Regions from separate parts of the Mus musculus genome. Here region 2 is linked to region 1. Evidence: chromatin loops called from intact Hi-C (ENCODE). Cell type or tissue: heart. All regions are shown on one strand. Links, peaks and the distances in the headings refer to the core of each region. The heading gives the core; the rest is flanking DNA.

What was found. A loop is a pair of places that touch in the nucleus more often than their neighbours do. Peaks named below come from ENCODE experiments on the same cell type or tissue, not always from the same donor. Only the 100,000 strongest peaks of a DNase experiment are listed, where the experiment ranks them.
Region 2: a loop joins it to region 1, with 3 times the contacts of the local background. A loop is called at or near these places in 1 of 42 quality-filtered maps.

What each region holds. Positions count from the first base shown.
Region 1 is chr11:102,211,026-102,225,668 of GRCm38, forward strand. It overlaps Hdac5 (histone deacetylase 5), which reads right to left. Exons shown (of 27, transcript NM_010412.3): 2 at 13,709-13,930; 3 at 7,391-7,462. The coding sequence starts at 13,730. Among named protein-coding and RNA genes, the nearest start is that of Mir8101, 12 kb to the right of the region's middle. In heart, for the core only: a CTCF peak has its summit at 7,926; DNase peaks (open chromatin) are centred at 6,676, 7,216 and 7,966; H3K4me3 peaks cover 2,500 bases; H3K27ac peaks cover 2,500 bases.
Region 2 is chr11:101,972,062-101,986,704 of GRCm38, forward strand. Dusp3 (dual specificity phosphatase 3 (vaccinia virus phosphatase VH1-related)) reads right to left here and starts at 12,730. Exons shown (of 3, transcript NM_028207.3): 1 at 12,551-12,730; 2 at 9,556-9,782; 3 at 1-2,878. The coding sequence starts at 12,675. The coding sequence ends at 2,673. In heart, for the core only: a CTCF peak has its summit at 11,140; DNase peaks (open chromatin) are centred at 9,970, 11,060, 11,660, 12,170 and 1 weaker place; H3K4me3 peaks cover 2,262 bases; H3K27ac peaks cover 2,295 bases.

The DNA.
Region 1 (14,643 bases), core at 6,383-8,882:
CAAGATCATGAAATTCAGTTAAAACAGAAGATCCCAGACAAAGGGATGTGGTCTCTAGGCAGATAAGAGGCTATGGGTCACAAGGAACAGGTTTTGACAGTACGTTTGGGAACCAGGGCTCAAAGTAAACAGATCTAGCTCTAGCCCCAGAACAGCAGGGAGGGGTTGCTCCTGCTCCAAACAGTCTACAAGGCTACAAGCCACACTCCTCCCTCTCTCAGAGACGTCACAAATCAGAAGTCTGGGAAAACAAACCCTGACCGGCCGCAAATGTGTGTCTTTTACTCTACCAGGGAACCCTGGAGCAGTCCAGGGTTTGATCACACCTAGAAGGCCCGAGATGCTTTCTATCTCTGAAAGACCCTCCTCCAGGAGCCACAAAGGTAGGAAGGAATCTAAGACAAGGGAGAGCACTAAACACTCAGGACTGAAACAAGACCTATGCAGACAGCATCGGCCTCTGTGGAGCTGCTTTGCCTGGAGGGCAAGGGGTGAAAGGGTCCTCTGAGACCATCTGTTTCAGCCCTCAGTGACAGGCTTTAGAAACCACCCTCCACAGAGAGAGGGCTGTGCACAAGACCCCACAGGGTAAGGAGCAGCAGAGCTGGGATCTGAACCCAGGTGACCCGGCTCCCAGCACGGGTAGGATGTTCCTAAGCACAAGCATTCTCAGTCTGGCTCCATGGTGGGATGTCATTCCAGACAGCACACGTGGAGGAGAGCCCACCCAAGAAGACAGCACACCGCACCAGTGTCCCAGGTAGCCTAGACCTGCCTCGCTAACAATCAGCAGCTTCTTTAAATGTCTAATTACCTTGTCTGTCCCTTGGAGGATGGAAAAAAAGGCTCCCGACCCTGTCTTGGCCTTGAGTGAATTTGGAAGGAGGCGGGGAACACACTTCACACTCCTCTGCCCATGACGCCTCCCCACCGAGGACGGTTTCCCATGATCTATTTCTGTGCTCTTACGTGACTAGGGAGGCCAATTGAGGCTCAACAGGTTCTACCGCAATTCAGACGGCATTTCCACATGTGCAGGCTCGGCATGACTCTCACCTAGCAATTTGCACGACTCGTCGAGCAAGCGAACACCATCATGTAATGGTTACGAGTGAGGGCTTTGGGAGAGATGGCACAGGCTCAAGGCAGCACCACTTGTCAGTCAAGGCTCCAGGCGCCTCCCCAGGCTTCGTGCAAGCATCTGCAAAATGGAAGCGGAGCACCTACCTCCCAGGTTGCCAAGCCCGAGAAAATGCGTGCTGGGGAGCTTGGCACGGGGCCTGGGGAGATGGCAGAAGAGCTTGTCAGGGCTACTATTAATGGCTCCTGGAGAGAGAGAGAGTGTGTGTGTATGTGTGTGTATGTGTGTGTGTGTTCTGGTTTTGGCAACCTAGCAAAATCTATAGACTACTACTTAGAATGTTTCTATGGGCTCAGAATATACCACAGTGGCAAAACGCTTGCTTAATGCATGAGGCTCTGTGTATGATCACCAGCACCAAAATAATAACAACAACAACAGTCACAACAATAATAATATGTCTCAAGTTGACAAAACGGCCAGCTGTGGTGGTATATGCCTATAACCCTAGGACTCAGTGTAGGGCTGAGGTCAGTCTGAGCTTACTGCTAGACCCTGTCTCAACAGATCAAAAAACACCTCTGCCGTGTTCAAAGCCAGCCTTATCTACATAGCAAGTTTCAGGCTAGACAGAACTACATAGTCAGACCTTGTCCAAGAAATAAAATGATAAAACAAAACAAAACAAACACAGTCAAATAGGATGACAGATGCTAACATTAGGAAGGCTGAGGCATGATAATCCCCCAGTTTAAGTAAGGTTGGTAAATTCAAGGTCAGCTTGGACTACATAGAGACAGTCTCTCTCTCTCTCTCTCTCTCTCTCTCTCTCTCTCTCTCACACACACACACACACACACAAACACACTTGAACTGGAGAGATTGCTCATTAGTTATAATCACTGTCTACTTTTCTAGAGGACCCAGGTTCACTAGCAGTTTACAACCATCTGTAACTCCAGTCCTGGGATATCCAATGCTCTTCTGGCCTCCTCAGGCACCGAGGCAGGCACACGGTCCACAGACTTATGCAGGCAAACCAGGCATAAACATAAATGAGAAGAAAGGAAGGAAGGAAGGAAGGAAGGAAGGAAGGAAGGAAGGAAGGAAGAAAGAAGAAAAGAAAAGAGAGAAAGAAGGAAAGAAGGAAAGAAAAGAGAAAGAGAAAAAGAGGAAGAGAGAGAGAGAGAGAGAGAGAGAGAGAGAGAGAGAGAAAGAAAGAAAGAAAGAAAGAAAGAAAGAAAGAAAGAAAGAAAGAAGCAAGCGAGCTTGTTGGTTTAACCAAAAGTAAAAGCACACAAAATCAAATGTTTAGGATTATGTAAGGCCAACTTCACAGATTGCTTAAGCTCTGTGGATGCTAGGCTCAGACTCCTGCCACAGTGAGGCCTTAACTGTCATTCATGTTGTCTGAAGGTCACTCTGTGCACCTGTACCATCAGAGCCTTTCCTGCAGAGTGTACCGTGACCAGCAGCTAGGTTCCACTGAAAGAGAGAGGTTCTGGGAGTGGCGTCCTCTCAGCTCTATGCTCGAAGGCCAGCTCCCTGGCTTCACTGCCTGCTTTTTGCAGCTCAAATCTCAGCAGTGGGGTCCCTTTCATCCCTCCCCCAAATCACCTGGAACAAATAAGCACAAGCCCTGGTCCCTGCTCTCCAGGCCCCCAGCTCTGAGCGGTCTGATACTTTCCCATCCCTGACCTCACTGTCCCCCACTCTAGGTAACACCTCTGCCCAAAGCTAGTCTCTATCCTCCTGGGGCAAGGTGCTGGGAGACCCTCAGCCCTTCCTCCAGCAAGACAGAAGCAATGTGAGACTGACCTCAGAGACCCTCAGAATGTCAGTAAGGAAAAGGCCCAGGAGCTCAGCAACTCAACGGCCCCAGCTGCAGGAGGAGAAAGTGAGGCCACAGAGGGAGCTTGTCCAAGGTCACCTGAAAAGGAGGCAGAGGAGCCAGTGCTTAATCTAAACTCTCCTGGCTCTCTCTGCCCCGCTCCCTACAAAGCAAAAGGGGAAACCCTGGAGGCTGGCACCAAATATAGAGAGAGAGATGCGACAAGGAGCCCTGAGGGTCCGACAACCTAAATGAAGGCACCTGGGTGGTACCAGCATACCAGAGCCCGAAGGTGGAAGGGAGAGGGGGACAAGTGGCAGGGAGGAGCTTGGAAAGCTAGAGGTGGGCTGAGACTGAAAGACAGGGACGCAGAATCCAGGTAGGGGCCACAAGGTGTCCCTGGAATCAGTGCTGATCCAAGGTGGCTATCTAGAAGATTCCCACCTCCCCACCATCCCAAGAATGCCTGGGCACAAAAGCTGCAGGCAATTAAAGGGCACAGTAACCATGCAAAACCTGCAGTTATTGCTCCTACCTGGGGGTGGGGGTGGGAGTGGGGGTGGCAAGGGCCCCAGGGCCGATCTTGCTTCCATTCTCCAAGCACAGCCCGGGCTTCACTGTCCAGCAAGGCACCCTGTCCGCCTGGCTGCTTGCCATTATCCCCCTATGAGTTTAGACACCTGCTCCTGGCATCTCAAAACATCCTCTCTCCAGACTGCCAGGCTGCCAGGAGTTGTATTTATTTGCCTGTCTAAGATAACAGCCGCCCGCCTGCCCTCTGCATAGACCCTTCTCCCACCAGGGCCTTCCACGAAACACGAGAGGCAGCCCAGACTCTAACAGGCTGTACATCAGAACTGCCAAAGGAGGAGTTTAAATGTTGCTTCCCCCAGAGGTCCTGCAGACTCGGAACCTGCCTTAGACCACATCTCCTTGGCAATTCTGTTGCCATTTCAAAGCCAGAGAACCACTGTCTCCCAGTCCCTGGACTGCCTGCACTCATTCCTGTTGACAATCTGACAGCTGTTACAGCTGTGTGTGGACACGGTTAATCTGACTTCCTGTCTGGCAGCTGTGCAGAGGGGAAGGGACAGCTGAGGGTCTCAAAAACAAGATGAGGTAGCAGGCCATGGGGGCAGGAGAGGCTGTCTGCCTCTGTTCTTAGGCTCATCTTCTTTTGAGCCAAATCGCCTTCAGGGAGAGAGATAATTGGCCAAGTAGTTTCAAGTATTTGTGGGGGAAGACTACTCCTAGACACCCCAGGAGTGGGGCAAGAATGAGCCCTATTCTCTAGGAGTACAGATTTTGGAGGTATAGGTGGGCCTCCCACATAAGGTTGTACAAGTTGGGTACTGCAGATGGGTACCCAACTGAAGGGACAAACTGGAGTTTGACCAGCCCATGCTCTGGTTGCTAAGCCATAGACACTAGCTCTGAGGACACACCCACCCAGACAAAGGACTGTTTTTAAAGAAATGTGAGAGAAAGCTTTTGTGTAGGTTAACAATGGCCCCACACAGACAGACCTGAGTTCAAATCTAAGCGTCTACTTATTCTGTGCTCTGGGTAAATTCTTTCACATCTCTAACCCTTCTCCACTATGGGACGAGGGTAGTAACATCCCTTCCTAAAAGATACCAGTAAGGAAAGTCCCGGGTATCCCTGTCGCCTCGTGGATTACAATATTAGTTCCACTCAAGTCCTGCCCTTCCTATCTTCCTGGCATCCCCACACCTACACATTCCTGACGCACAGCCATGCTCGGAATGGCCTCAGGAGCCTAAATAGGAACAGGCAGGGAAAGCCCCGGCTGCAAACCTGAACCCCGTGGGACTTCCCAACATCCAGAGCATCCTTCCTGGCACAAACCAGACTTGGCCTCCCTCGGCTGGGAGAGAAGCCTCCTCAGCCATTCTTTCCCCCAGGATCCAAGGCCTCGGCTCAACCAGAAATGTACAAGGGGACATCGGAGCCCCACTCTGCAACCACTGGGAACCCCACAGTGGAAAGATCACAGGATCCTCAAGCTAGGGCCGAGCCTAGTATATGGAGGTGCCCGCTGCACACTGGGCAGTCACAGGGTAACTAGACAGAGACACCACGAGCCATCCACAGTGGAAGGGGAAATCGGCCCCTTTCCCCTTCCTTGAGCAAGAAGAGCCGAGTGAGTGTCTCTCTCTCCCTCTCCGGCTCACTCACCCTTAGGTGCTCACTGTAGCTGTCTCTATCCAGCCACCAGGTCAAGCCCTAGAATAGCACCCAGGCATCCTGCCAGAAGGCGGGCCCTCCACCTCCTCATCCAACACTCATTCATCTAAGTACCACCCACAGTGCTAGGTGTGTGTGTGGTGGTGGTGGGGGGGGGGTATTAGCAGCCAACAAGACAGACAGCAGAGGAAGCAAAAGCTGTCCCTAAGTAAGAGTTCCCAGGACCTGCTGCTACAAGGGACAGAGAGGCAGGATCTTGGAAGGCCCCTTGGGCTGGGACACCAGCAACACCATCCGAGAAAGCACCCCTGGAAACCGGCTTTGTCAGCTGTAGGCTTCTGTCTCTCGTCTGGAGACTGCTCAAGAAATTGGAGGGAGAGGGTGTGTGGTGAAGGGAAAAGGGACTGCAGGGAAACACCAGGCTTCTGGGCCCTCATGGCCATGTTTATCTAGGGAGGATTTTTTTTTTAACCCAAAGGTTAAAGTGTTTCTATTTGAAACGACTATTTACATTCCAGAGTCCAAAAAAAAAAAAAAAAAAAAAAAGGCAGCCAAGCTCCAGGCCTATATCTGTCCCCAGCCGCGTCACAGACACGGCATCAGAACTGTTCAGGGGAACATTCTTAGCCCTCTCCCTGAGCTGCTAGGGTGACTCACACCTCCCTCCTGCCAGCAGGGACTGCGCCACACTCAGAAGGCCAGGTTGGAAGGGGGGGGGGGGGGGAGTTGGAGATCTAGAGAGAAGGATTGGCTGGGGTATATCCAGGGATAGAAGAACACGGTCCCAAACTTTCAGGGTTTCTAGGGTCTGAACCAAAGAAGAGTAAACAAGAGGGAACTTGGGGCCAACTGGCAGCTCAGTGCAGAGTGGGTGACCAGCTAGAAGCCACCCTAGGCGATGCTCCTCAGACATTCCTTAACCTCCCAGGAGACCACGTGAATATGCAGAAGCCACTGAGGGTTGAGGACAGGGGCTATAGCTCCATTAGTCCTGAGCAAGCAGCAGCCTTTTGGGCTCCATCCCAGGGATTTGGTAAGCACACTGCAGGGCTGGTCTCCACGACTATGCCCTATCCTAGGATATTGAACGGACATCCCTATCCACGTCCGAGCTGACAGCAAATCACGTTCCAAGGATTTTCCAAACCTTCCCAAAACATTCTTCTGACTCGGCGCAATCCTACTCAAGTCTTAGCCCTGGACAGCAGAGAGCCAAATCACAGGTACCCACCAGAGAGAGATACAGCTTCCACCTTCTAATTGAAACCTTCAGATCCACACCCATGTATCCAGAGTCAAGAACTCTAGCGCGCGCGCACACACACACACACACACACACACACACACACACACACACACACATATTCTCTCTCTCGAAAGTACCAAGCCAGCCACTGCCAGGAGGGACCAAGCAGGCATGGGTCCAGCAGGCCCCTCCCTGGAGGAAGCATCTTGTGGTGCCAGCCTGGTGGCAACAGGTTCCTGGGAGTGACAGAAGGAGTGGCCAGCTCTGGGGGGACCCCACCCCCTACCAAGGATCAATAAAAAGCTCCCCCAGGGAAGGTGGGCAGGTCTAGGAATCCTCGAGCTGAGGTTAGGGGGGGAGGTCTTTAAGCCCACCTGTGGTCAAAATAACACATCCCTTATCCTCAGAAAGTGGGAAGAAACCACAGCCCAGGGAAGGAAGAGCTAGGAGGTAACTAGGAACTAAGCCAAAATCCTTAAACACCCCAGCTGCTAGTCTCTGCTCAACCCTATCCCAACAAGGCTCTTCCTAAGAGTCCATTCTCAGAAGCCTCCTGACCAAAAACTTGCCAAAGTCACTACCAGGTCAAAGCAAGCCACAGAGGCTCGGATTCTGACTCCTGCAGGTACTCCAGGCACAACTTCTTCCTCTGCTCAATTGTGGGGAGAGCAGGCAGCCTGAGACAGGTCACTGACCCACTTCCTCCCCCTCTGACCATGGTCCAACTAGGCCAGAATCCTCTAGGAAGCCCTAGCCCCTAGCAGCTGAGGCTGACCCTGCTGAAGGCAGAGGCACTGGAGGGATGAGGCGGAGGGTGGCTAGGAGGCACCGTGAAAGGACAGCCCTGGGCAAGGAAGGAAGGGAGGCTGCCTTAGAAGCACAGCTCTTCCAGTCCACGGATGTTCAACAAAACCCTCAAAGGCTGAAGCAGGACCCCGATGGAGGAAGACTCACAGTGAGGTGCTCAAACCAGGCGCCAGGATGCCCAAGAGCTGAGGGCAGGTGGGGACACGCAGCCACTTACCTGCCACAGGGATGCTGTGCAGAGGAGTCCGTGGCAGGATTTCCAAGGATGGTTCCCGGCCTGACATGCCATCTGCTGAGAAACAGGACTCGGTCTCATAGATGGTCTGCAGCATCTCCACAAGCCCCTGTGCCTTGGGCACCAGCAGCATGCCAGGGAGGGGCCGCCCGAGGCGGAAGCCGGTGAGGGAAAAGGTGGTCAGCGGGGCCAGCTGGCTGCTCAAGGACTCCCTCAGGCCACTGCCGCTGGGACCCACGAGGCAAGGAGGCACCTCATCCGGCCTGGGCGCGCTCCGGAGGCAGCAGACGCAGGGAGGCTAATGAGGCTGAAGGGCCTGCTCTCCGCTCCAGGAGCGTGGACCAAAGTCTGTCCAAAGGTTCCAGGAGTTGGGCTATGGCTGGGTGCTCAGGGGACAGGAAGGGGAGCTCAGTGGGCAGGCAGGCTCTCTCTGTGTTCCCTCCCAGAGCCACCGGTGACAGCTCTGGGCTTGGCTCCCTGCTCCTCCTCCCCGAATGAGCCGCCGGCAGCTGGCAGGAGACTGAAATAGCAGTTGGGGGAGGGCCCTGTCTATAAATAGGTGGAGCATGCTCAGGGAGCCGCCGGCTGGCTGCCAGGAGCCCAGGCCTGGCGGAGGCCCCATGGGGGGAGGCGCGTTCCACCCCAGGAGGAAGCGCCAGTCAAGGGGGAGGGGGGCAAGGGAGGCCTGCACTCAGGGCCAAGGCCACAGACCTGGGTGGCCAGTGGCTGGACTAGAGAAGGGTGCAGGCAGAGGACCCATGCATCTGGGGTCAGCTTTGGCCACTGCTGGGGGCAAACAACGGACTGGACACCAAGCAGCCAGCCTGGATCTTCTCTCTTCCCCCTTTCTGTGCAGAGCGAGGACAGGAATCAGAAAGACTAGGGAGAGGTGACAGACACCCAACCACCTGGTCTAACCTCGCACCTCCTCCTTACAGCCTGTGGAGTTTGTGTAACTTCTGCCTTCCCACAGAGCTGGGAGATGCCTTTTACTATCAGGGAGACCCTAAATAGCAGTGGGGTGGCAGCTCTCCCACCCATTCTGCAGTGCTCCCTCTGGCACTCGGCCTCTTCCCAGGGACCAGAGAGATTTTTCTGGGTTGGCTCTGCCCAGCCCAGGCAGGGGACTGGACAGCACCTGCCCATTCTCGGCTCAATCAATGCTTTCCTGGCAGCGTCCCCAGCTGAGGGCACCACAAGCCGCAAACATTGCCTTCGTGCTAACAACGACCACCAGCAAGAGGCCAAGATGGGGAAACCGAGGTACAGTACAGCGAGACGGAAGTCACTCTCCTCACAGAGCTGCTCACGTGATAGGGACCAGAGGTCTGAAGCACTGACCACCATAACTCATGGGCAGACTATGCACATCTGCCCCAGGTACAGGACCTCCAGCGCCCAAACAGGAAGACTTGGGGTTGGAGGCCCTCCAGCAGCTGTTAGCACCCTGGCCTGGCAGAGTAGCCTCAGCTCTCCACCTTCCTGGGCCATGGGGGTCACTGTACCATCAAAACTGGTGCCACTGCCAGTGTCACCTACTGTTGACCCCCCTTCTTCCCGAGTTGTGCCTCCCACTGATAGAGAGATCCCACTTGGCCCCCTGACCTCACTGCAGCCTTTTAATAGACCGGTTATTCCTGGGTCTGTAGGCTCCTCCCCCTTTCGTGACGTCACAGTTACTATTTTGGACCCCTCCTGGCCCCTCCTTGCCCCCCACTCCAGGCACAGAGCCAGGGACACCTGTCCTCTCTCTGGACTGGATGACCTCACCCTCCTGTCAGGAGCCTGGGAGAAGCAGTCCAACCAAGGACATGGTGGCTGTGACTCCAGAAACTCATCTTCCAAGTTTCTGCCAGGACTCCACCGGGGCCTCCTCCCTCAGGTTGGAAAACACACACAAGGGTGGTGGTGGTAGAGGCAAGCTTTCCCAAGCATGGTGAGATGCAGCCGATGCTGGGGTTCGGGGATTTGTTCCCCAGTGGTAGACCAGGAACTAAAGTGGGAGGAGGCTAAAGCTACAGCCAAGACAGATTCTAGATGGAAAGGCAGAAGACCTGTGCAATCTAGGAGCTTGGTACTGGAAACCATTGCCTGTCTACCGTCCCTCCTCCAGCTGCATCCAGATCAACTAGGTCTCTCAAGAAGAGAAGGGAAGACCAGAGGCTCTACCAGTGACAGTCCCAGCCAGACACAAGGGAGCCCAGAAGGCCGTGGGCAGCGGCCCCTCCCAGACGAGGCTCCACCCACCCACGCTGGGAACAACCAGAAGGGCTGGCTAGCCCTGTCCTGGCACACTCTTACCTGCCCCAGGCCCAGAAGAGAGTCAAGGAAGACCTGCTCAGGGGAGAAGAGCAGCTAGGACAAATTGAAAGCAAAGCGCCTGAGACCCTAGATTAGCCTGATGTCAAAAGAGGTCTCCCTTTTTTGTTGTTGTTGTTTTGAGACAGAGTCCTATTCTGTAGCCAAGGCTAGCCTTGAACACACAACTATTCTCCTGACTCAGCCTTTCCGCTGCTGAGACTACAGGTTTAAGCTATTAAACTTGGTAAAGAGGATTCCTCACAATTCTTTTGAGGACACAGGCACTCAAAGGCCAGGGCTCAGTGAGAACAACTGGCGCTATCATGACTTCTACTCTTTCCCAAGACAAGTCTCCATCTTCAACGCAATTCCCAAAAAGCTCTGAGGAAACGTGCTGGGATAGGTCTAGGGGGAGCAAGGACAAGCCTCTCTCTTCTTCCAAGATGCAAATGATGTAATGAGGTCTTCCTAATGTCTAGCCTCAGGCTTTCCTACTATAGCGCCCCCTTCTCCTGCCTACTTTCCCATCCCTTCCCATCCCTGGCTCCCGAGTCCCACCCTATAAATCTCCCAGAGTGCTCACTGAGGGTGTAGTCCACGAGACACATCCAGAACCAGCACCAGCAAGTTGAAGCCCAGCTTGGGCTACAGAACCAGCTCTGTTCTCCCAGCAGTGCCTCTGCTCCCGACTCTAAGGCTACACCCCGGCCTCCAAATCCTCTGAAGCTGGAGCAGAAGGAAGAGCCCAATGGTGCCTCCTCCAGCTCTGCCCAATCTCATTTCCTGGGCCCAAAGGCTGGCTTGGAGCCCTTACCAAAAGGGAAGAGAAGTCTTCTGCCCAAGGTCCAGAGACCCTGGACTAGGAGGTGCCCAGCAAGCATCAACCCTACTCCCCTGCAGTTCTTTCCTTTGAGCCTGATCACACTGGGACCTGTCAGTATGGCCGAGACACCACCACGACCCAGGTCCACAGTTAGCTACTGGCTGAATCTTCTCATTTAAACCCAACTGTAGGAAGACTATAGACACCCACTTTGTCATCTTCTACTTCCTCTCTGGGTTGATACTGCCTCTCCTCACCAGCCAGTCCTGAGCCTCCAATCCCTCTGGAAGGAAGCTGAGCAGAGGAAGAGAAAGCAGACTCCAATCAGCCAAGGCACCTATAGACAAAGGAGACCAAGGGTCTTCCCCCCCAGACCCCTGCCCGGGCCAGCGCTGACCCACTTTCTCCTCCGCTGGCTGGCTGCCTGCCCTCCCAGGGGCTCGGTAGCAGAGCCTGAGGCAGGGAGACAGGACGCCAAGGTTCCTGGCTCCACCCCACACCCATGCCCCAGTTTCTCTGGTCACCCCAAAGGGAGGGGGCAGTCGCCCTCCCTCCTGGGAAAGGAAAGGAGAGAAAGTATAGAGGGCGCTAGGAGGTGCTGGGCAGACAGGTGCTATCATGCGGTTCATCTTCCTCCCACGCAGGGCAGAAGGAACCTAGATGCCTTCTCCAGGGCCCCACCAACAAACATCTAGATGGGATCACGTGGCAGGCCACATTCCTGTCCTTCTCTAAGCCATGGCCCTGAGAACAGGGTACAACCAGGGCAGTTGAGGTCCTAGGTCCCAGGGAGGCTCTTCCAAGTCAAAGCTGCTACAAATCCTAGCCATCATTAACCCCATGCTGGGGAACGTACACACAGGACTGGCTCCAGAAAAAATAAAGAACCCCTCACCCCATTTGCACCCCACCCCACCCCCACCCCGCCTAAAGAAAAAGGTAGAGGGAAACAGACTGGCCTCTTCCAGGGAGCAGAGTTCCTCAGATGGCCAGAGAGGTAGACAGGTCAAGTACTAGCATGTAGCCCAGCCCAGAGATATAAAGAGAGAATGCCCACTGGCCAAAGTGGTGGGCCCAGAAGCTAACTGCTCCGTCTCCACCTGCCACACCTTAGCAGGAACTTGCATGCTGACTTTTTGGCTACGACTGAAGGGATGGACCATTTCCTGTCTTTTGGTCCACCACAGGCCAGCCTCAAAAAAAAAAAAAAAAGAAAAAGTTGTTCTTATGCTGAGAGGAACCAGGGAAGAGAGAGAAAGTGCCCTGCTGTGCTTGCCCTGCGGCTGTATGCCCTAAGAAGGGAGGACCGAATGAGCCAGGATGTGGGGAGAGATCGGTCATACTCGTCACCCCCTCCTGTCTGTAACCTGTCCTGGGGCTCCCAATCTTTCTTAGGGCCTTCTGCAAGGTGTCCACTTTGCTGTGGACACCTATGTGCTCTGAAAACAAAGTCACTTTATTATTGTGGAATTCCAGCTTCTTCCAGGCTTCAGGGCATCGGAGGAAGCCCCAACCCAGATGCCAGCTGAACTTGGAGAACAGATGCTGAGCCCCTTCAAAGAGTAAAAGCTGTGTGCAGACCGGTTGTCTCCATGCCACAGGGCAGCTGGACCCCACTAGAATAACCAGCCCCGGAGCTGTAGAAAAAAACTAAGGGAAGATCCACAGCAGGTCACCTCTCGGCACAAGACTCAACAGTCTTAAAATATAGTTCTATATCCTGTGCCCCTCTCTCTTTCTCCCTCCCATACACGGAAAAGACAGCATCTCCCCCTGCTGGGGGCAGCTGGAAAGCCAGCCAAGAGACAGGTCACCAAGAATACCTATCCTACCAGAGCTCAGAAGCTGCCAAGCTAGCAGAGATCTCCAGCTACAGCCCGCTCCCACCCAGCTCAGGCAGGATGGTTACGAGGAGAACCTGGACCATCAGTGACTAGAACACAGCCCTAGAAACTCGCTGCAAGAGCAAGAACCCCTATAGCTGGGAAATGTCCTCCCCAAGCTACCAACAGATGTCCCTGGGCAGCCTCTGCCTGTCTGATAGAAGAGCAGAGCTGAGGGACCGATGGATAGTCATCAGGCCTCTTCCTGTCCCTTTGATGACCAGAGGATGAGACAGGAAGCCAGAGCTCCAGAGCCCACCTGGTGCGACCCTTAGGGGTTTGAATGAAGGCGAGGGCAGGAAGACCCCAGTGGGAAATACAAAAGCAGTGAGAAGACAGCTGGGGAACGGCTCTCCCCAGTGTGGGGCTGGGTCCCTCCCTGCTTCTTGCAGCTCAGTTCTTATCCAATCCCCTCATCCTTCTTTTCTCTAGAAAATATCCATCTAACCATGCTTGCAGAAAAAGATACAGGACCAGGCAGTGCTGGGAAGGGCTAGGGTTGGGCGGGATACAGCAGGAGAGGCACTGACCATCTCAGACTGTTTACAAGGAGACAGCTAGGGGCAAGAGACAGCGATTACTCCGACCATGCTAACTTGCGACCTTCTGGGGAACTCCTGAGGGTCCGGCTCAAGTCATTTGGACACACCCTCATAGGCACACTCGTCGGGACACACCCAAACAGAGCTACCTTGTGTCCCACCCACAGACTATTCCTGGCAGCACCCAGCAAGGTCCTAGCAGAAAGGAATGGGAAATGGGAGTCAAAGACCCCCAACACAAGAATCCACCAAGAGGAAGAAGGTCATCTCCTTACACTCAGCAAAGAGCCAAGACTCTTCTACAAACACATAACCCCACTCCTATCCCTACACTGTATAGCCTAAGGCATTGGGCTCTTTAAAGCTCCACCAGGAAAAAGGTACAGCACAGGAAAAAGCCATCACCACGAGAAGTAGCACGAGCTGTCTCCAGGAAAACGCTTCCAACACTGTCCCAGGCTACCCAGGGAAAGTCACACCTCCATCTCAGGTACCCAAGGGCAGGCATGGGGCTGAGGGAGACCCAGGCTCTCCCAGAGCCGTGGATTCCCAGGTCTGTCTCACAGTTGGCCTCTGTTTTTTCATTTGTTTTTCCGGGAAGATTTTTGATGCTGTGACATTCTCCACTCCTGACCCCTTCAATCCCGACATCTCAGACACTGGCAGTCAGCTGGCCTGGGCGGGAAACCCACACAGCCCACTGCATTCAAAACTGCCCCAAGAGGCTCCTCTCCAACATCCCAGCTCTTACCCGACTCGTTGGGAGAGTTCATGCCGGCTCTGGGCCTGCAGGAAGCTGACGTTGGGGGCTGGGACGGGAGGGGGCGGAGCTGCTGTGATGTCAAGAGAGACAGACGATAACAGACAGACGGACGGGACAGGAGCCCGAGCCCAGGGCCGCAGTGCCTCTAATGCCCATCCAAGGCCATCCTTCGGGGCGGGGCGAGGCAGTCAGGCACTCAGAACGGCATCCCTGGGGAGAGACGGAGCAGGGTTAGCGGTCCCGGTCTGAAACTCGGGACTCTGAGAGACAATTTTGGAGCGATCGAGCATCTCGTACCAGGGAAGAGAGGGAGGGCCACCTGCCAAGGGCACAGAGGAAACAGCATTGGACCAGACTCTTATTTCTTCTTGTCCTAATTGGTGGTGCCCCAGGGACAGGAAATGGCTATCGTGGTCTCTGCAGATATCAGTGCCCGGTGCCAGGTGCACCTACAGGCTGGCCACATTTGTGGCATTGGGAAAAGGCTGAACTGACCTGGGGTCCCTGGCTGAAGTTCAGACTGACAGCCAGCCCAGTGTCCCTGGGACTCACAGGCCTGGCATCTTCTCTCTGTGTCGCGAGCCCTTTCCACCTATCACTGGAAACATATGCTTTGTCTTTCCAGCACCACAGTGAGTCAGGGCACAGGAGTGCGTTTCATGAATTAGGAAAGTCAAACAGATCCAGCACTCTCTAGAAGTGTGCTGGAGTTTTCTGGGCCCTGACCCAAGGCTTTGTGTGTTGTTCAGATTGGGCTCTGTGGAAGGAACTGTGAAATCCAGCCAGTCAAGCAATGGCCGACACATCCTAAGTCTACCAAAATAAGGAACACCTTTCCCTCGTTTACACAAAGGCAACAAAAGGCCCAATACTAACCAAAGTCAGTGGAGTAAAAGAATGTGGGTTGGCCAGAGTCCCCACCC
Region 2 (14,643 bases), core at 9,713-12,212, 240 kb before region 1:
TTCAGCCCTAATGGAAAGCCAGGAATCTCCCAAAGGCTCTTTCTTCATGTTCCCACAAAGAGGTTTCCAGTAGGTGCTAGTGACTGTCCTGTGGCTGTCCTATGGGGTGACCAACCCAGAAGAGGCAGGGGGAGGGAAACCCACCCTCAGAGTGGAGAGTTCAATGCTATGTGTCACCATGTGTTACCTAGACAAAGAGAGACTGTGTCCCAATCGACTGGGGAGCCACAATTTTCACTTCCTTCTCTGGAGATGGCTCAAAGTCATGTGCACTTGGACACTGTTGGGGGCAGATTTCAGGTCCAAGCCAAGAACAGCCTCAAGCAGCAGGCCTGAGACTGCTTCTACTTAGCTTTAACGAGCTGGCAACTCTTAATTATCTTGAACTTTTTTTTTTTTTAATGGAATCTTAGTTGGGCAGTGGTGGCATTCGTCCCAGCCCTCAAAGGCAGAGTCAGGCAGATCTCTAAGTTTGAGGCCAGCCTGGTCTACAGAGCGAGTTCCAGGACAGCCAGGGCTACACAGAGAAACCCTGTCTCAAAAACCAAAGCCCAAAATCCAAAACCTAGGATCTTGGGACCGTAGCCCTGGCTGGAGTCTCGATACGTAGACCATGCTATCCTTGACCTTTCGGCGGTCTTCCTGTCTCTGCCTCTCATGAACTGGGCCTGTAGACATTGCAATCATGCCTGGCTAGCCCAGATGTTTTTGGTTTGTGGTGTTTTGTTTTGTTTTGTTCTTTCCTCTCTTTTCCTCTCTCATAACACATGAACCAGTTCTGTCAACTCTACAGTGTTATTTTGAAATGCACATTGTATTGAGCAAGAGAGCCGCTTGGAAACTAAAGACTGAGGTACACAACTTGGCTATGGTCACTTCATTCTGGGCCAAAAAAAAAAAAAAAAAAAAAAAAAAAGGATGACCAGCCCTATGTGACCAGGGTTGCTGTGGTCACACAGAATAGGGGACAATGACCATCCAGGCTGCACAGCTCTGCTCCTGCTGTGATCAGAGGTCTTTACCCTGGGAGTGACATCCTAAGACAGGTCTGCTTCTCCTGCCTCTTGCAGCAGCTCTGGAAAAGGCATGTTCCTTACCTTAACCATGAACACTGCTGAGTCTTACACTTAAAGCTGAATTTGAAATATTCAACAAAAATCCCTGATATTTCTTTCCCTCCAAGGAAGGTTTCTCTGCAAACTCCTGTAAGACATCCTACAGGCAGGCAACCAGGCTGCTGGGATCCGGGTGCCCCACGACAACAACTCTCTCTATACACGGGGTACTCAAACAGCTCTGGTTCTCATAAAATGGGCTTTTATGAGACGCCTATGTGCCGGGTGCTGGGGTGGTGGCTGACGGCTCTGCGTGACCCCGGAGACATACAAATAATGAGAACGTGAAGTCCCAAGAGGATTATGTTCAATCTCTGGCAAATGTGCACACATACAAGGTCCAGCGAGGTTCAAAAACCACCCTTAGAAAGTTCTTTTAAAGGCTGTTTCTTTCTTTGCTCTCTCTCTCTCCATTCTCATGGTGCCGCCAAGTCTCGTTTCTGTCCAGCGAGTCAGTTTCAGGATCCTGCACAGACACCGTGGAACCAGCAGAGCCTCCCGTAAATGGCCAGGGTGAGCAGAGGGGCCTTTCATTTTCCTTCTGTCCCCAAGGGGACAGGCACCCCTTCCAACATATGCACCCGTGCACACACCCACGGACATGAGCTGCAATTGGCTAGGTTCCTCCTCCTAATTATTCTTAGAATAGCAACCAGGATGGCAAGCACTTGGCGTGATGACTTGAACTCACCAACACTATAATTCAGGATAAAATCCTTGCAATTCTCCAAATGGAGGTCCTTTGTTTGTTTGTTTGTTTGTTTGTTTGTAATAGGCTGGACTTTACACCCTGTATTCTGAAAAGGGGGAAACCCTGCCCAAGGCATCGCTCTTCTAACAAGCAAAGGAACAGAGCCATCCTCAGGGAAGGCTCTGAAGCAGCAGATATAGATCGTAAGCTCTCTGGCAAGGCACACTTTAAACATTCCAAAGAATCAAGATAGCCTCTGGGAAAAATGGATTTGCTTACCCAAGGGCCCCTATGTAGTATCTTTAATTCTAAGGAAATAATTTTAAAATGCAGCCTTTTTTTTCCTTCTTTTTGGAAATCTAGTCACTAATCTATCTCCACTCTGCTTCAGAACTTAATGTCATTCGTCTGCCTCAGCAGGGCGTGTCGGGCTGTGAGGACCAGGAACAGACATGGGGAGGTCAGGGCCTGTGTTTGCATAGTTCCTTTACCAGGCTCGTGGTTCTGGACCACACAGGAAGAACCCAGGTGGGGGAGGGGTCATGAAGAGTGCCCGTGTCCCGGGCCATGCACCCTGATAGCCCTCCCACCCTGGGTCACTGAGATGTATCTATGCCACAGACAGGGACATAAACCTGAACCTCACCTCAGGGAGAGACATAAATTACAGGAAAGGATGGCTAAGGAGCAGAACTTCTTAGGGAGCTTCTTCATGTGCTCCCTAAGGGTGGAGTGGCCCCCGAGGACCAGAGTGGGACAGATGTGGGCACGTGTCTGGTGGTGCAGGGAGTGGGTATACTGTGTTTCCTAAACATGGCTGCCAGGGCCCTCCCAGTCAGACCTCTGCAAAAGAGGCTGTGGGCACCCTAGAGTTTCACCTTGCCCTCCTTGGCTAGTCTGTCATTGAGCTGGCAGAGTTGGGCCAGGAAGCCATCGTTGGGGCCGATCTCACGATTCTGCCTCACAGTACTCAGAGCAGACTTGACGTCCATCTTCTGCCGCATCATGAGGTAGGCGATAACTAGCGTTGGGGAGCGGCTGTAGCCCTCGCGGCAATGGACAAGCACCCGGCCTGCAAGAAACAGGGGAGACGTGGTAACTGTGGAAGCCCAACTTCACTGTAACAGTCAAAGTCTTCCATACAACAAGCATATCACCATGCACCCACCCAGAATGACCAGGGACAGCAGGGTGTCAAGAGGTTCTCCACCGCGGAAAACTGGCAACAGCTACTCACGTTGAACACCTGCGCCCCCTACTGCCCAGCAATGGCATGCTGGGAATTGAACTCAGGACCTCTGGAAGGGCATTCGGTGCTCTTAACGGCTGAGCCATCTCTCCAGCCCCCTAATAAGTCTTTTTAAAAAAGAATTAATGATCTAGGTAGAGAGTAGTGAGAAGGCTCAGTGGGTAGAGGAGCCAATGTCAAGCTGATGAGTTGAACTCCAACCCCGAATCCACATGGCACTGAGAACTTTCTGTAAGTTGTTCTCTGGCAAACCGAAATAGCTCAGTTGGGAGAGCATTAGACTGAAGCTGTTCTCTGGCTTCCACGCTCATGTCCAGTCCAGTCATCCCTTCACCTGCAGCATGTGCGCTTCCCCGCCCCCATCAAAGAATTAATGATCCAGTCAGGTGTGGTAGTACACATCGTAATTCCAATACTCTAAGAGGTGGAGACAGGGAGTCACTTTGAACTGCAAGTGCAAAGCCAGTTTGGGCTATGGAACAAGCCCCCACCTCAGGGGAAAAAAAAAGAATATGGAGATGTCTCAGTGGGTAAAGGCATTTGCTGCCACACGTGATGACCTGAGTTCAACCTCTGGAACCCACATGATTGAAGAAAAGAACTGTCCCCTGTTCACAATACTCTGACATCCCCACACACTGTGCCATGCATGGGCCCACACGCACACACAACTACAATAAATAAATACATGTAAAAACGCAGAGTAATATGCAACTTACTAGAAAGAACGTGTATGAGGCACACAAATGTGTGGCTCCACAGAGCAGAAAAGAGGCCCAAGTAAACCAGGTTGTTAGAAGCCTGAACAGTGGTAACCTGGGAGTACTGTAGGCAGAGACGTGGGAGGGAACATGGAGTGGGCTTTCTGGGGTGGTAATTGTGTGTGTGTGTGTGTTTTAAAGATTTATTTATTTTATGTGAGTACACTGTAGCTGTCTTCAGACACACCAGAAGAGGGCGTCAGATCTCGTTATAGATGGCTGTGAGCCACCATGTGGTTGCTGGGAATTGAACTCCGGACCTCTGGAAGAGCAGTCAGTGCCATCTCTCCAGCCCCTGAGTTTTGTTTCTTGATCACGGGTTGTGCCATTCAGTGAACTGCACACTTTGTGACCCAGACCTTCTCTGTATGAATGTTATCCTTCAGTCTTGAACAAAACATGAAACCATGTAAGTTACCACTCGCCTGTCATCCTAGCACTCAGGAGGAGGAGGCTGAGGCAGGAGGATGGCAAGGTTGAGGCCAGCTCAGGCTATAGAGCATTACTCTCTCTTAGCACAAAACAATGTACATAATTAGATAAGCAAGATATTCTAGCTACATGTGTCCATACAATGGAACCCAGGCGGAGAAATGAAGAAGGGTACTGAGAGCTGCCTCAGCAGTTAAAAGTGCTTGCTTTAGATTCAAGTTTGGTTCCCAGCACCCACACCAGGCAGCTCACACGCTGCCTGTAACTCCAGCTCCAGGGACGGCCATGGCCTCTTCTGGCCTCCATAGTATCTGTACACATGTGGCACATGTGCATACACACAAACAAATAAAAATATGTTTAAAAAAAGAGAGCGAGAGAATGCAGTACAGTAGTGTGTGATAGCAGAGTCAGAACCCAAATACTCAGACCAGGAAGGGGTGCAGGCTGTGTGACTTCACTGACATAAGAGTGTGCAGATGCACACTGTTCTCCAGCGACAGAGGCAGAGCAAGAGGTGCTTGAGAATGGAGGATGGAGGGGACAGGGGACATGAAGAACATGGGGGTGATGGTCACATTCACTGTTGCGGTTGTGGTGATGGCTTTACAGGTGCTTGCCTGTGCCGGAACTTAATGACCGCCACATTAAATCCATACGTAAATCCCATCATGTCTCTGCCACGTGTATTTTAAGAGAATGGATTTCAGGACTGGAGAGATGGCTCAGCAGATAACTGCACTTCCTGCTCTTGCATAGGACCGGGGTTCAGTTCCCAGCAAACATGTCAGGGGACTCACAACCTCCTCCAACTCCAGTTCCAGGGGATCAGATGCCCCCTTGTGGCCTCCAAGGGTTCCCGCACACACGTGGCACACATGAACTCATGCAGGCACACACACGTGCACATAAAAATAAATAAATGGATAAGTATTTTTTAAAAGAATGTATTTCCAATACAAATATAAACAACACACACACACACACACCCCAACAATGCCCTCTTGTAGCTCCCTTAATTTCCTTCTCTGGTATCCCTCCTCTCCTCTCTCCCTGCATCCCACACTGCCTCAGCCTACAGCTTATTCCTTCCTGCCCACCTTCCTGCAGACTATGAGCCATTCCCACTGACACACATACACACAAACACACACACACACATACACACAAACACACACACACACACACACACACACACACACACACACACACACACACGGCTTCTGTTTCCGTCTGCATCACCAGTGAAGTGGAAACTCAGAATTTCTCAAGGACAAGGAAAGCAATGGTGGGAAGAAAGGAAAGAAGGGAAGTGGGGGAGGGAGAGGCCAAAGGTCACTGTCAGGAAAAATCTCATCACACTGCAGGGAGCTGCCCTCCTCTCACCTCATCCCCACCCCTCACCCCCCCCCCAGAGGCGAAAGCCCAGCCTCTCTCTTCATCCACCTGCTCCCCACACAGAATGCTTAACTCACTGGCTTGCCATCTCTTGCTTGCATTTCTCCTGCACAGGGAGCTCGCCCTCTACCCTTGCCGCTAGCTGCCACTCCACACTCCACCTGGCAGCTGGAAAAAAAATCTTCCGGAACTCAGCTCTGACCTGTCATCATTCGCAGGGTGGAGTCTAGTCTCTGAAGTGTGGCTTGCTTACAAGGCCTATTGCCCTCCCCTCTCTCCGCAGCCTGGGCTATGCAGTGAGATTCCAAGATTGACACGGATACATAGCAAGAGTCTGTCTCAAAAAACGAAACAAAACAGAGACAGAAACAAAGCCCCAGGCCAGTGCCTGGCACACAAGAGCACTCGATAAACATCACCCAGTGCTAGGAGTCCCCCAGGGGCCCCAAGCACCTGTGACCCCGCTGGCCATACACAGATCCACTCTCCTTCTGAAAGATGGAGTTCTTCCAGAGCCAGGGTTGATGCTCGGCCATTTCCAGCATCCACCGGGCATCATCATCCCTCTGCTGAGTGAGTGAATGGCCACCACCTACACCTCCTCACAGGCATTATTTGGAAAGAAACTGCTGACCCAGAATTAAGAGCATCTCCTCTGCACCCCTCTTTCTACCTCAAACGCACCTCTACTTGCCCAGATCCTCCTACATCAGAGATGGGAGTCCCCCCACTTTCCTACCTTTCTCTCTCTGGCTATTACCTAAAGTTCTCAGCAGGGGCTTTTACTGATCCCGCTGGACAGTGGGACCCTCTGCAGGGTGGCCACCCTCCTGTTTCCCACAGGGAGCATGCTCAGTTACAACCATGCTCCAGTCCCAGCCCACACAACGCCTCCTTCACACGCCCTCCTTAGAAACACATGATGGCTCCCTCTTATACACAAACCCAGGCTCCTTTCCTACTCCCTGGCACACATGTCTGTGTGCATGGGTGTGCTCACTCACACTTTCCTGTGAACTCTAATGTGCACTCTCCTCTCTCACTCTCTCTTTCAAATTATGTGTGTGATAAGCCCGAGTGTGCATGCCTGGTTCACATGAGTGCATATGTGTGTTCAAACGCACACTTGTCCATGTGCATGTGGGGGCTTAAAATTGGCATCTACTGTCTTCTTCAATGTTTTATTCTCTCTCTTATATGTTAAGGCAGGATCTCTCACAGAGCCCAGAGCTCAGTGTTTTGCTATTCTGGTTAGCCAGTTTGCTCTGATGATTCCCTGTCTCCGCCTCCCGAGTTCTGGGATTACAGGCAGGCCACTCTGCCCACCCAGATTTTAAGAGTATTCTAGAGATCCAAACTCTGGTATTCATTGGTTAGTCGCCAAGCACTTCAGCTGCCCAGCTACCTCCCTGCTCCTAGCCCCTGGTTTTCTCAGTAATGGATTCCTGTTCCCTAGAGTCCTGCAAGTGGATAGAGAGAGGCCAGTATCCATTTTATCTTAGCAGTGTACCCACAAGGCACCAGAGCTCTGCAAGTGGTCAGAGAGAGGCCAGTATCCATTTTATCTTAGCAGTGTACCCACAAGGCACCGGAGCTCTGGGATGCAATCCCCGCTTTGTTCAGCAACCACCCGCAGTGAACACTGTGAACACCATATGCTGGGGAGAAACCAGGGACATGGTCCCCGAGAACCAGCCTGAAGGCAGGCTCCAGAACGAGGGCCACTATGCCTAGTGGTAAGATATAGATAGGGTTTGCCAAAGGATGGGGAAAAACTAGCAGGAAACATTCCAGACCAAAGATCCAGTCTCCCCATACACAAGGTCAAAACAAGTCAGCATATATTCCCTGTAGTCCAAAAAGAGGAAGTAAAGGCAGAATGCCCCAGAGTTCCCTGAATGAGGATGACCAACCACTGCCATGTGAGAAGGGTGAAGCCTCACTCCTTTAACTAGCAAGGCCGTGTTCTCCATCTATCCAGAGTGAGAAGCACAGAACGGCTGGAGGAGAAGGGCTCGGGTTGGGTGTGACAGGGATTAAGAGGGACCATAGGGCCCTGGCCTTAAAGTCTGCAGCTTTCCCAGTCTGTTACAGAATGTACAGCTTTGACGGGATTCGTCATCGGGATGCTGAAGTGACCCGCTGTTCCAGCATCCTACCTCCTAAAGTTGCTTCCAGAGCATTGCTTCCAAAACAGCCTCAGAAGGTAGGGGGCTGGAACAGCAGGTCACTTCGGCATCCCAAGGATGCACCTTGTCAAAGCTGTACATTCTGTAACATGTGACTCTCACAACCAAAATCTTAGTACTCTTAAGATATTCGTATGGATTGTGCAAGGTGCACAGATCAGTTAAGGATGAATTTTGTTCCTTCCTTGAGCAGGTGAAAGACAACTGGCTTTTTATGAGTTAGTTTGATCAATAAACAATTGTAATAAAGCTTCATACTCGTGCCATGTGAAGGAGGTCATGAAGAATCTTAAGGATTCCACAACCAGTAAGATTTATTGTCTAAATTTAGCTGAAGTTTTGGCTAGAGACGTTTTTATGTCTAACTCAGTTATTGGGCTGTTCCCATGGCTCAGAGGCAGAGGGATCAGATTTAAGAGCTGCAGGAGAGAAACCATCCAGCAATGTAGGTGCGAAGGGAAGTGGCCCTAGGGGCTTCTCAGAAGGTAACAGGGCAGCAAAGATAAAATATAGATTTAGAAGGTGTTAAGCCAGGAACACCAGAGGGAAATGTGTGCTAACTTCAGGGATGTTCAGAAATGCCCAGTCACTGAGCTAGTTAAGGCATATCAAAATTAGCTTGTGTGTGTGTGTGTGTGTGTGTGTGTGTGTGTGTGTGTTCATTCGTGAATGAGCTCTTGAGCTGATACAGCAGTATGCACCGTCCACCAAGAGCCAAAGCTGTTGAACCGTTACACCAGTCAATAGAACTTCTGTAAGTCCAGTGGTAGGGAGTTCTCTTTGGGAATCACCAGGACAGGGAAGCTGCTGTGTACCCAGGAAGCCTCTATGGAGCACAAAGAAGGCCAATTACACCTGCAGTGGGCCACCCCTCCCCCACAGAGGGAGAACCTGTCTGCTCTGCTGACATCTGCCCTGTGACCCTCTCAGCCTTCTGTCCTGTCTGACCACTAGCCAGCTCTCATTCAGCCCTACTTTCTGTCTGCGGCTGCAGGGAGCGAGCGGCAGGAAGACTTAACCCAGGATCTCTAGGCTGCTGACCCTGAGCCAGTCGTGGCCACTCATTCCTCTGGCGAGGTGACCACTCATGAATGCCTAGCCAATAAAAGGGTAGGAAAGCCCCACTGGGGGAATTCTGGGGAATGGTTCACTTGCTCAAACAGGCTGGGGATGTGGCAGAGTCTTTACGGTGCTCAGGCCTAGGGACCTAAGTTCAGATCCCCAACGCGACATAAAAGCCTGACCCAGCACATGCCCCTGCAGTCCCAGGGCTAGGGAGGTAGAGAAAAGCAGAACTCCAGAGCTCACTGGCCAGCAGCCTAGATAAACCAATGAGCCCCAGGATCAGGGAAGAGACCCTGCCTCAAAAAATAAGGTGGGGTGGGGAACGATTGAAGACGGTGTTCAGTATCAACCTATGGCATGTGTGCACACACATGTATACACATACATGAATAAAAAAATGGGCACACTCAATTAAAGGGAAAGGAGCACAGCTACCTAACTCCTGCTCTCTGTCTGAAATATTATTATCCATTGTCATGTCTATGGCACAGACTATATGCAGTGGCCCCCATCGGCTCACATGTAGGACACTTAATCCCTAGTTGGTGGCATATTTTGGGATCTTTCTGGAACCTTTTTCAAGTGGGGGCCTCTTTGGAGGAAGCAGGTCCCAGAGGGCTTACGCTCCATGGGTGCCGGAATGTACGTTCCTTACCATTTTTATGGGCCAGCGCCTGGTCAATGAAATCTGTGGCCCTTTCAAAGTAAGCACTGAGGTTGAACTCCTGCGTATCATTGGCCTTGATGCCCAAGTAGGTGATGCCAGAATCCTCGTAGAAGCTAGCACTGGTGTTGACGTGCATGAAGGACCTGCCCTCGGCAGCATTCAGGACGTGGGTGATGCCCAGTTTCTGCAGCTGGGTGATGTCCTGAGCCACAGACCTGGATGGGAGGCAGTGGTGGAAAATGAACAGGCAGCCCCGGAAGGAGGAAGAGGAGGAAGATCCGAGCCTCTTGGCAATAAGGAGCCCGTACCCGCTGCCTGCTGTGGCTCTTCCTGCCTCATCTCATGACCTCTCCCCTCACCCCAGCCATATACGGTTACCGGCAGCTTCCCCAAATAGACTTGTGGTCCCACGCCCATGCTGTTCCCTCTGCTTCCCTTCCCCACCTTCTGCGTAGGCATTCGCCTGTCATCCTGCGGAGCCCTCTGTGGGATTTCCCCAGCTCCTTCCGGTGTGTGTGCTGCTATCACAATTCCTATGTTGTGAGGATGGTATAGACAAGCTATAGGGAGTCAGACATGGTAGCACACACCTGGAATCCCAGCACTCGTAAGCCATGGGAGAAGGATATGAGTGTGAGGCTAGCCTGAGTTTACCCAGTAAGACCCAGATTCGAACAACGAGAAAAAAGAAAAATAGACCCTAGAGTTGGAATGTCTGGGTCTCAATCCAGCCCTGCCATTTACCATGCAGACAAGCTTAAGCAAGCCACTTATATCGTCCTGTGCCTAGTTTTTCCTCTCTGTAAAATGTGGATAGCAGTGCCAACTGCTTGGGGTGGGGGTGGGGGTCCTGAGTGTTAAAGGGCCTGAGTGTTAAAGAGTGTTCTGTTGGCAGAGCCTGATGCTTTGGTGTTTATATTCCAAGGCTTCGGTCTGTCAGTTCTTTGAGTGGTCCGTCCCTCAGTACCTGCTACGGTGCCTGTTACGGGGTAGGTACTGAATAAATGTTCGGTGACTGGGTGAAGAATGGAACTGTCACATGTCAGGCTCCCTGAAGGATCAATCCTACCACACTGGTAACTACAGTTCTGAGGCTCTCTGCAATGTCTAGCACTAGAGTAGCCCCCCAATACGATGGGAGTTAGAAGGTACCTTGACTGAATGGTCAAAGAGGCCCTTCGCTTTCCCCTCACAACATCCAAATTTAAACTGCAGTATCTTACAAAGCAGTGTCTCCTGCAGAGTCCTGTCTACCTAAGAGAGGATAGGACTGCCCCCCCCCCCCCCCCCGTGAACAGAGCCTAAATTCTGCAGGACAGGAAAGGTGGGGGTGGGGTGGGGATGTGCCTGTGCTCATATGGGCTGCTGAGCCAGAGCGCTGTCCAGATGGGAGGAAAGAGCTGCAAGGCTCTGCCCCCACCTCCCTCTGCCTCTCACGCCCTGAGATTGGAAAGTGCAGCTCACACAGACTCCCTCACTGGCCTGAGAGGATGTGCCGGAAGCCCCTTGGTCCAGGAGTTTCAGGTGGACGAAGAAGCTTTAGGCTTGGCTTTAGGTATGCAGTTGATCCTCCCAGCTGAGCAGCGCCCCCATGTCAAGGTCAGATTTGCATAGAGGGCAAAGGATGTGTTCTCCAAGGCAGCCATCAGTCCTGACACTATGCCTAGGCAACCTACTGCAGATAAAACTCAACAACCTGTCCCCCAGCAAGCAGGCTCCTGAGACCGCCAAGCCCCCTGGCTTCTTGGATAGTTGAGGTAGGGAGGACTGGGAGAGGTTCCCTAAGACTATGCAGCGACTGAGCTGGAGGCTGACCCTGTGAGTCTGTTTAGCCACTTGCTCAGGAGCAAGAATGCACAGCCACGTTGACAGAATGCTGAAGAGCGCGTCCATATATCTCAGCTCTCTACCACCAATCCAACCGTCAGCAAATGCACCATGATGACCACCACCGTTCTGAAGAGTGAACACCATATGGTGTTTGACACATAGTAGGTGCTCCGTATGGAAATAAGCGATGCAGTACATGCAACCTGCCCCCAAGTGTCTGAGACTAATCATGTGAAACCCCTCTGGCTCTGCTGCAGGCTAGGCAGCAGGTCCTAGGTGCAGGACAGGAAACACACATGTAAGACATTGAAAGATCCTTACAGCCCCTCAGCCATCCCGGCCATCGCTTCCTAGTGTGCAAAAACAGAGCTTAGGACTTTAATAAATGGGGTCTTCACATTCATGAAAACCCAACGTGGATCTTCCTGCAATGTGGATCATGCCAACTTTTATCTTGGTGTTAATATTGGTTCTCTCCCACTGCTGAGAAATTCTTATTAATAACATGACTAAAGTTTTCTTTTTAAAATAAGAACACATACGAGCTCAATAATATACACATTTCCTAGTGGTGCAATTAGGAGGAATTTTCAGATGGCTCGGGTCTTTATCATTTTGTTTTTTTCCATCTAAGTCAAACTTTATCTGGAGAAGCCAGGAAAGCCTTGGCTCAGCTACTTCCTCTTCTAGGGTATTTTAGGGTATTTGGATTTCCTGACACGGACAGGAAAAGCTCCACACCCAGATTGTAACGTCATCCCGTTGCCATGGCAACGAAGGCAGACATTCCACGGTGACCTCACTGCAGAACTAGGCAGCTGTCACATGACGCGCGGCCAAGAGACAGCCCTGCCACCTGTTAAGAGAACGTGGTAGCCTTGACCCCGCCCAAGCCCAAGCCAGAGCTGGTAGAGGCTGAGGTCAGGCACTTTGGGGGTTGGGGGGCGTCTCTGGGCATGCGGAGTCCAGCTCCTCCGCTTCATGCGCGGGGAGTAGGCGTCGACTCCAGGCTGGTCCCCAGCACCCGCTCTTGCTCTCAGGTCGGCGACCGCGCCCAGGATCCACCCCCCCCCCATGGACCCCACTCCAGCCCCCAAGTAGTAGTCGGGGCCCGCTGGGAGCGGCTACGGGTTTGGCCCTCCCAGAGACTCACGCGTTGCCCACGTAGACCCTCGGGACGACCTCGTTGCAGGGCTGGCTCGGCAGGCTGTAGCAGCCGCTGCCATCCGAGAGCAGGTCGTTGAGATCTTGCACCGAGAGTTCGAACGAGCTGGACATGGCGGCGGCGGGGCGCTGCACGCCAGGGCAGGAGCGAACGAGGGGGAGAAGCCGGGTCAGCGGGGCGGGGCTGCCCAACCGGGAGCCGCCCCGTCCCGCCCCGGAGGCGGGCCCACTGGGTGCGGGAAGCTGCGGTCACGCTAGGCAGCGCAGAGGACACGCGCGACTGGCCAAGCGCCGCAGGACCCCGGGGCACGTTCCTGGCCGAGATGCCATCACTCCCGTGTCATCCGTACTCATTCACCCTGGCTAAGGCAGTGGAGCGCAGGCACTTCATTTACTGAACCCAATGCGGGACGCCTGGGTACACCTGGAGTCGCTCTTTCAGGATAATGGGTACCCCTGGGGTTTGCTGTGAACCCTTCTCGCTGCACACCAGCAGAGTGGGCATCCATTCATTCACCCCAAACACACACGTCAGAACACATCTTCCCAGCCCACGACTGCTGAACCAACAACCTGCCTACCCAGGAGATGGATCCTTACCCAAGGTTACAGGAAAGAGCCCTATTCTGGAACACTTCTTTTAATGTTTGATGTGAATCAGCATTGAACTTTTTAAAGGCTGAAGGTATAGGTCGCCAGGTTTGGCATCTGACCCTGGGGGACTACTTTAACCTTAGCCTGTGTGCTGGCGACTAAAAGGGAGGAAAGCAGTTTGAACAGCTATAATTTTGTGAGACCCGAAGTGTCTACGAATCTGTAACTTTTGAGTGTAAACACAATATAAATGGAGAATTCTCACACCTGACCTGTGACAGTCAAAACACAGGCACACTAAAAATTACTGTACAAAACTGTATTCAGGATATATTTATATGTGACGCATTAATGGATTTCATGTTTAGACTTGGATCCACTCACTACATATAGTATATATATTATATCGTAAAGTCTCAAACATTTCTGTCCCAAGCACTTCAGTAAAGAATATGCAACATCTAACTCCTAAGAATTGCTGGAGGGCTGGCAAGATGGCTCAGAGGGTTAAGAGCACTGACTGCTCTTCCGAAGGTCCTGGGTTCAAATCCCAGCAACCACATGGTGGCTCACAACCACCCGTAATGAGATCTGACGCCCTCTTCTGGTGCGTCTGAAGACAGCTATAGTGTACTTATGTATAATAATAAATCTTTGGGCCAGAGCGAGTGGAGTTGACCTAAGTGAGCGGGTCATCTGTACAGCTATAGTGTACTCACATACTTAAAGTAAATAAATCTTTTTTTTAAAAATTTGCTGGAAAGATTCCAGAAACATTCAAGGGGTTGCGGAGGTTCCTGGGCTGGCAAGGTGCCCAGCATGCACAAAAACCTTAGTTCAGTTCCCAGCGCGGAACATACAGGCGTAGCGGTTGCAGAAGCAATTGACAGATGTTGAGCACTCACTGGGGGCCTGCGCCCTGGGCTGTGGGCTCTGGGCTAGTGTGGGGGTAAATCTTCCTCCACAGGTTCCTTTACAGCTGTTCCTGGGGTAGCTGCCATCTCACTGTGAGCCACATGGTGTCAGTAGCGAGTTTCCACTGAGAGCAAAGAGCACAAAAAGCGTCTCTCCAGTTGCCAGGGAAAATGGCCCGGTCCCTAACGCCAAAGGGGCAAATACAGTCTCCCCAGTGTGTCTCCTATTAAGATTTGTTTTCTTTATGGTTTTGTTTGTTTTACTTCATACTTTCGTTTTTTGAGGTCGGGTCTCATGTAGCCCAGGCTGGCTTTGCAGTATATAACCAAGGATAACTTTGAATTCCATCTGCCTGCTTCCATTTCCCAAGTGCTGGTATTGCGAGCCTGTGGCACTGCTCTGGGTTACACTAACTACACTTTTGAGTGTTTCGCTTTCCCAGAAAAACTTATGGTTTCAGACCTTCAGGGAAACCTCGCAGGGAACTGTGACTTCTTAGCTCATAGCTCAAACGGCAGAATGAGAGTTAGAGTCCCACCCCAACCTCCCTTTGTGAGCCTCTGCCTGTGCCAG